2 separate regions of the Homo sapiens genome follow, and region 2 is linked to region 1. A link is an interaction called in ENCODE POLR2A ChIA-PET data of the cell type or tissue named here. Cell type or tissue: A673. All regions are shown on one strand.

Evidence for each region. Peaks named below come from ENCODE experiments on the same cell type or tissue, not always from the same donor. Only the 100,000 strongest peaks of a DNase experiment are listed, where the experiment ranks them.
Region 2: POLR2A ChIA-PET joins it to region 1 with 6 read pairs; 4 of 35 experiments call an interaction of 5 or more read pairs at or near these places.

Annotation. Positions count from the first base shown.
Region 1 is chr14:61,083,511-61,086,010 of GRCh38, forward strand. It overlaps a transcript of SLC38A6 not described here. Among named protein-coding and RNA genes, the nearest start is that of SLC38A6, 100 kb to the left of the region's middle. In A673, no CTCF peak of the experiment used is centred here; no DNase peak of the experiment used is centred here.
Region 2 is chr14:61,173,371-61,175,870 of GRCh38, forward strand. No RefSeq gene overlaps it. Among named protein-coding and RNA genes, the nearest start is that of TMEM30B, 110 kb to the right of the region's middle. RefSeq lists an enhancer at 922-1,423. In A673, no CTCF peak of the experiment used is centred here; a DNase peak (open chromatin) is centred at 1,191; H3K27ac peaks cover 2,500 bases.

The DNA of each region.
Region 1 (2,500 bases):
CATTAAGCCCTAATTCAATGTGACTGGTGTTCTTGTAAGAAAAGGAAGAGATACCATGGAGATGTGCACCCAGAGGAAAGGCCACGCAAGGACACAGCAAGAAGGCAACTGTTTACAAGCCAAGGGAAGAGGCCTCAGGAGAACCAAACGTGTCCACACCTTGATCTTGCACTTCCCAACCTCCAGAACTGTGAGCAAATAAATGATGTTGTTTAATCACCCAGTTTGTGGTATTTTGTTGTGGCAGTTCTAGCAAACTAATACAGTGGTACTTACTATTCCATGGGGATTTCCCTAAATGTTGCTTATTACAGTGTGTAAGTCCTTCTGGTAAGCTTTCCTTTTGGGAAGTCATCTGTTTCTTGTTGGGACCCTGATGGATATCCAGGCTTAGATGCCAACAGGAGGTTTTAGTGACAAAGGCAAGAAAATCTGTCACTGGAAGTGTCTCCCTGCTACCGGTGTCCCTCCCTATCATGTGAACCCACCTGGGTACCCTAGTGCTACTCCAGGGTATTTCCTTTTCTTAGAAGGTGAGTGACTTTGGACTGATCATTCCCTGTGAGCTTCAGTTTTCCTCTTCGTAAAGCATAGGTAACAAAAGCTGCCTTTTTGGGGTATTTTGAGGCAACATGTTGGATGCAGATATGAATGGACTGCGATAACCCAGTAAGGAAACAAGGTTGCTCTTCTATAGCAGTATTTGTAAACAATTTCATTGATACATACGCACAAAGCATTGAAATCTTTGAAGGCAAGAAAATGGTGATGTTTACTAGGGAAGGCAGCTCTGAGTCTAGCATAGGGGAGACTGTGCGATTTGCCCAGCAACTTTCTATGCCCTCCTCCCAAGTCCAGGAAACCTTGAAAACCACAGTGCAGCAGAGACAGAGACCCGTGTACCAACCTATTCTCAGTCAGGTTTTCATTAGCTCTTCATAAACAACCAGTCAATCAATTTCAACTTTTACTTCACAGTCTCCTGCTGTAGAGGCCCCATACATACAACCGGTGAATGGAGCATCTCTTTCCCTTCTTCCTTTTCGTTTGGGAATGAAGTCAAATCTGGAGGCCAGAGCAGCTCAGACACCTAAATAGGTACACAGTATGCAGTAAGATGAGATTCTGTTTCTGGCTCCTCATTCCTATTTCCAATAAATGAAGCTTCTCAACCATGTTATTTTCACCTGCCCAAGCTAAAACACAATCTTCACTGTCCCCATAGCTCCAAAGAGGGAAATCCTGACATAACATGGGGATGCTGCTAGAGTCTTTGCCCTCTCTGCAAGCTAGACTCGCTACTGGCCCTTCCCAGAGTGGGCCAAGAGACCAGGCTTATTCCTCAGTTGGACATCTGACCTTTCACAAAATAGAGTTCTCCCCTGGGAGGATGATGCCTCCAGGGCAATAGGAACACTTTTTTGTTAGCTTATTACTATCTCTATCCAATTCTACACCACAAGGCATTCTTGTGGGTGTGAAAAGCTATTGAGGAATGAAATGGCCCTGTGGGCTAGACAGGTGAAAAGAGAATAAAATCTCAGCATGTGAAGGTCTAGGAAGAGTGTCACTTAAACTTTTAAAAAAAAGCCAGACAAACTGCAAGTTTACTACTTTTTTTGGAGAGCTGAGGTCACAGGGCAGCCAATTAGCCTAAAAATCTAAGGACTGGAGGAGGCCTATGAAGAAGCATGGGACACAAGCCCTTGCTTACCTGGAGCAGATGTAGCCAACAGAAGAACTCAGCAGGAGTAGGTAAAGAATTGGTGGCGAATGAGTGAGGACTGGTGAGAGTATGGAGACCCTGGGGAATGCATATGTAGAGGGAGTTTGCACCTTCTTGGAGACTTTTCTCCATGGACTCCACCAGGCACTGTATCCCACCAGAAAAGACTGGCCAAAGTCCTGAGAAAGAATCCCTCACAGTGCAGGTATGGGGGAAAGGGAAAATAGCCACTGCAAAGGGGCATGAACCCCACCCTTTCTCCTTTCTAGAAAAAAAGCCTTAATCTACAGGAGAAAGGGAAAAATACTGTTTCCTTTAGTCTACTGGCAAAACTTAGGGAAGAACAGAACAAAATACCTCTCTGTCCCAAGGAAGGGGCAGGAATACAGAAACAAGAACTAAGAATGTATTGCCAATAAATGTACTTGAGAAGAAATGTTAAAGAAGTTCTTCAGGTAGGAGAAATGTGAAACAAGATAGAAATGCGTAACTAAAGACACAAAAATATGAAGAGCGCTGGAAATTGATTAAATGAAGGTAAACTAAGATACATGTAAAATGTTTAAATGATCCTAAAAGATAAATGACTGTCAAGAGTAAACATAGTAGCAATGTATTATGTGTGTATAGGATAGGTAAAAGTAAAATGTATCGTAACAATGATACAAAGGTTGGGAGGGAGGAATTGAGGAGAAATTATTTTAAGATCCTTACATTATGAATGAAGCAGTATATTATTTGAAGGTAAACTCTGATCAATTAAAGATGTATTGT
Region 2 (2,500 bases), 90 kb after region 1:
CAGGGTATAAATGGTGTACTATGGTTGGAATGTGTTACGTGTTGGAAACTTGGTTGCCACCGTAGCAGAGTTAAGGGGTAGGGCCTTTGGTAGACAATTGGCAATGAATGGATCAATGCCATTTTTGAATGAATGGGTTAGTTATCATGGGAATGGGTTCCTGACAAAGTCAGTCCCCTTCCTCTCTTTGTCTCATAGGCTCACTTCTGCCTTCTGCTCTTCCACCACGGGATGACTCCTCAGATGCTGATACCATGTTTTTGGATTTTCCAGCCTCCAGAATCATGAGCTGAATAAGCTATTTTCCTTTTTTTTTTTTTGAGACAGAGTCTCACTCTGTCACCCAGGCTGGAGTGCAGTGGCGCGATCTCAGCTCACTGCAAGCTCCGCTTCCCGATAGCTGGGACTACAGGCGCCTGCCACCACACCCAGCTAATTTTTTTGTATTTTTAGTAGAGACAGGGTTTCACTGTGTTGGCCAGGATGGTCTCGATCTCCTGACCTTGTGATCCACCTGCCTCGGCCTCCCAAAGTGTTGGCATTACAGGCATGAACCACGGCGCCTGGCCTAAACTATTTTCTTGACTCAGTCTGTGGAATTGTTACACCAACAGAAAATGACTAAAACACACTGTGTTTTCACTTTGGTGTTAGATACTGTTTAGCATTATGTTATTGAGGTCTGTAATTTAGAGCTGAAATATTCAGATGCCAACATGTCAGGAGATGAATTTGGAATCAAGTGCAATTCTCCTAATTGCTAATCAAATTCAATGTTATCCCCTTAAAAACCATTCCTAAGCCATACACACTTCAGCTGAACTTAAAGGGTTAAAGGACGTCTGCCAGATTTCAGGAGAATTCTGTTGATCTCAACCTTTAGACTCTTTAGTACTAAAATATTTTGGAAGTTTCTACTTCACTGAGTGACATAATTTACACCTTTCATTCTAGGGTTGTCTTTACTGAACCACACAGTGGTGTTCTTATGTAGACAAAGCTACTGGAGTTTAGAAACAGGAAGAGCTAGAAACTCGCATTTTAAAGCTTACCCAGTGGGGTATTTCCTTAACTTTCCAAATTCTGACATGTGTTAGGTAGTCAGGAAAGAATAATGAAATTCCCCAGGAAAAGCGTTCCATAAATGGCAGCTGTTAAAATGTGGTTTTCTAGGTAGCTATGGGCCTGATTTCCATCCCATTCTTCTTACCTCATGCAGGGCTGGTCTTAGGTTGCTTTTGCAGAGACAGATCTAGGGTCCTGCAGGAAAGCCAAAGCCTTCCAGAACAGCTCAACAATAGCTCAGCGGCTCTCCAGCACACCGCTGAGTCTCCTTCTGAGAGTGTGTGTCGGTGTCACACAAGAGCTATGCTAGTTTTCAATCGCTGCTCTCATCGGAAATAATGCCAGCTTCAATTAAGTCCTGTCAGCTCAGTCAGCACCATCTGATGAGGGGAAGGGGAGGAGGTACTTCTTCAGTGGAAAGAAAACACTAGGAACCACAACAGAGATACAAGGCCTAGCAAGGAGCCTTAAGTAAGAAAGGATAAGATCAGTGGTGTTGAAGATGAAAAAGGACAAGCGATTTCCGGAGGGTCCATCAAAAGTAGCTGCACAGTGTAGAGTTGTCAAGAAATTTGATTCGGCCCTGAAGGCCTGCAGGGGTGAAGAGGAGTTTGAGAGGTTCTGGTCCTGGGGCCCAGAGGGGAGTGGCAGATTTGAATTATGGGTTCACACCTGTAGCCTGTGGTCGCCAAACCATGGCTGAGGGAGAGATGTGTGGGAATTAAAAGATCCAGATAGTTCTGCTATAACATGATACATGCATTCCTAAAACTCACTGTGTTATGCAAAATTGCACAATAAAAACCACAGGCTTAGAGAAAAGACAGGGTCAGGGGCACAGTACCTAAACACTTTGTTGGTAATATAAAAAAGATAGGAACTTAATAAAAATGATAGCACAGTTTTGTGCATGTTAAATAATGAAAAAAATGTAAATACTACAATAAATATGGCACTTTATCTTTAAAAATACCTGCCATTTGCTGATGGAAGAGGGAGCTGAGAGGGTTGCTGCTTGTGTTAGGATGAAGTAGTAGAAGAAAGATCACCAACATTTTTGATTTTTTGCAGCCTTAAAATTCTGAAATGTGGGCCATTTGAAGCATGCATTTATAATGGATATCCGTTTCATCAAAATTGAAAATTTGAAAATGTAGCATTTTCTTCTTTAGTTAATTTCTGTATCCCTGCTGGAAATTCCTTTGCAGTTTTCTCATCCACACTTGAGGACTTCACTCAATAGCTGAAGTCTTTGGAAATTGTGGTGATATTTGAAATCACCAAATCAGCCCCTCATAGAACAAAAGGTGTCATTTCTGCAGAATGTGGTAATTTCCATTAAGGTTTTTGCACGTAGATAGTGCTTTCTCTTTGTGAGCGAGGTTGCCCTTATTTTTCACCACCTAGTTTTCGGTTTCAACAATGCTCATCTTTC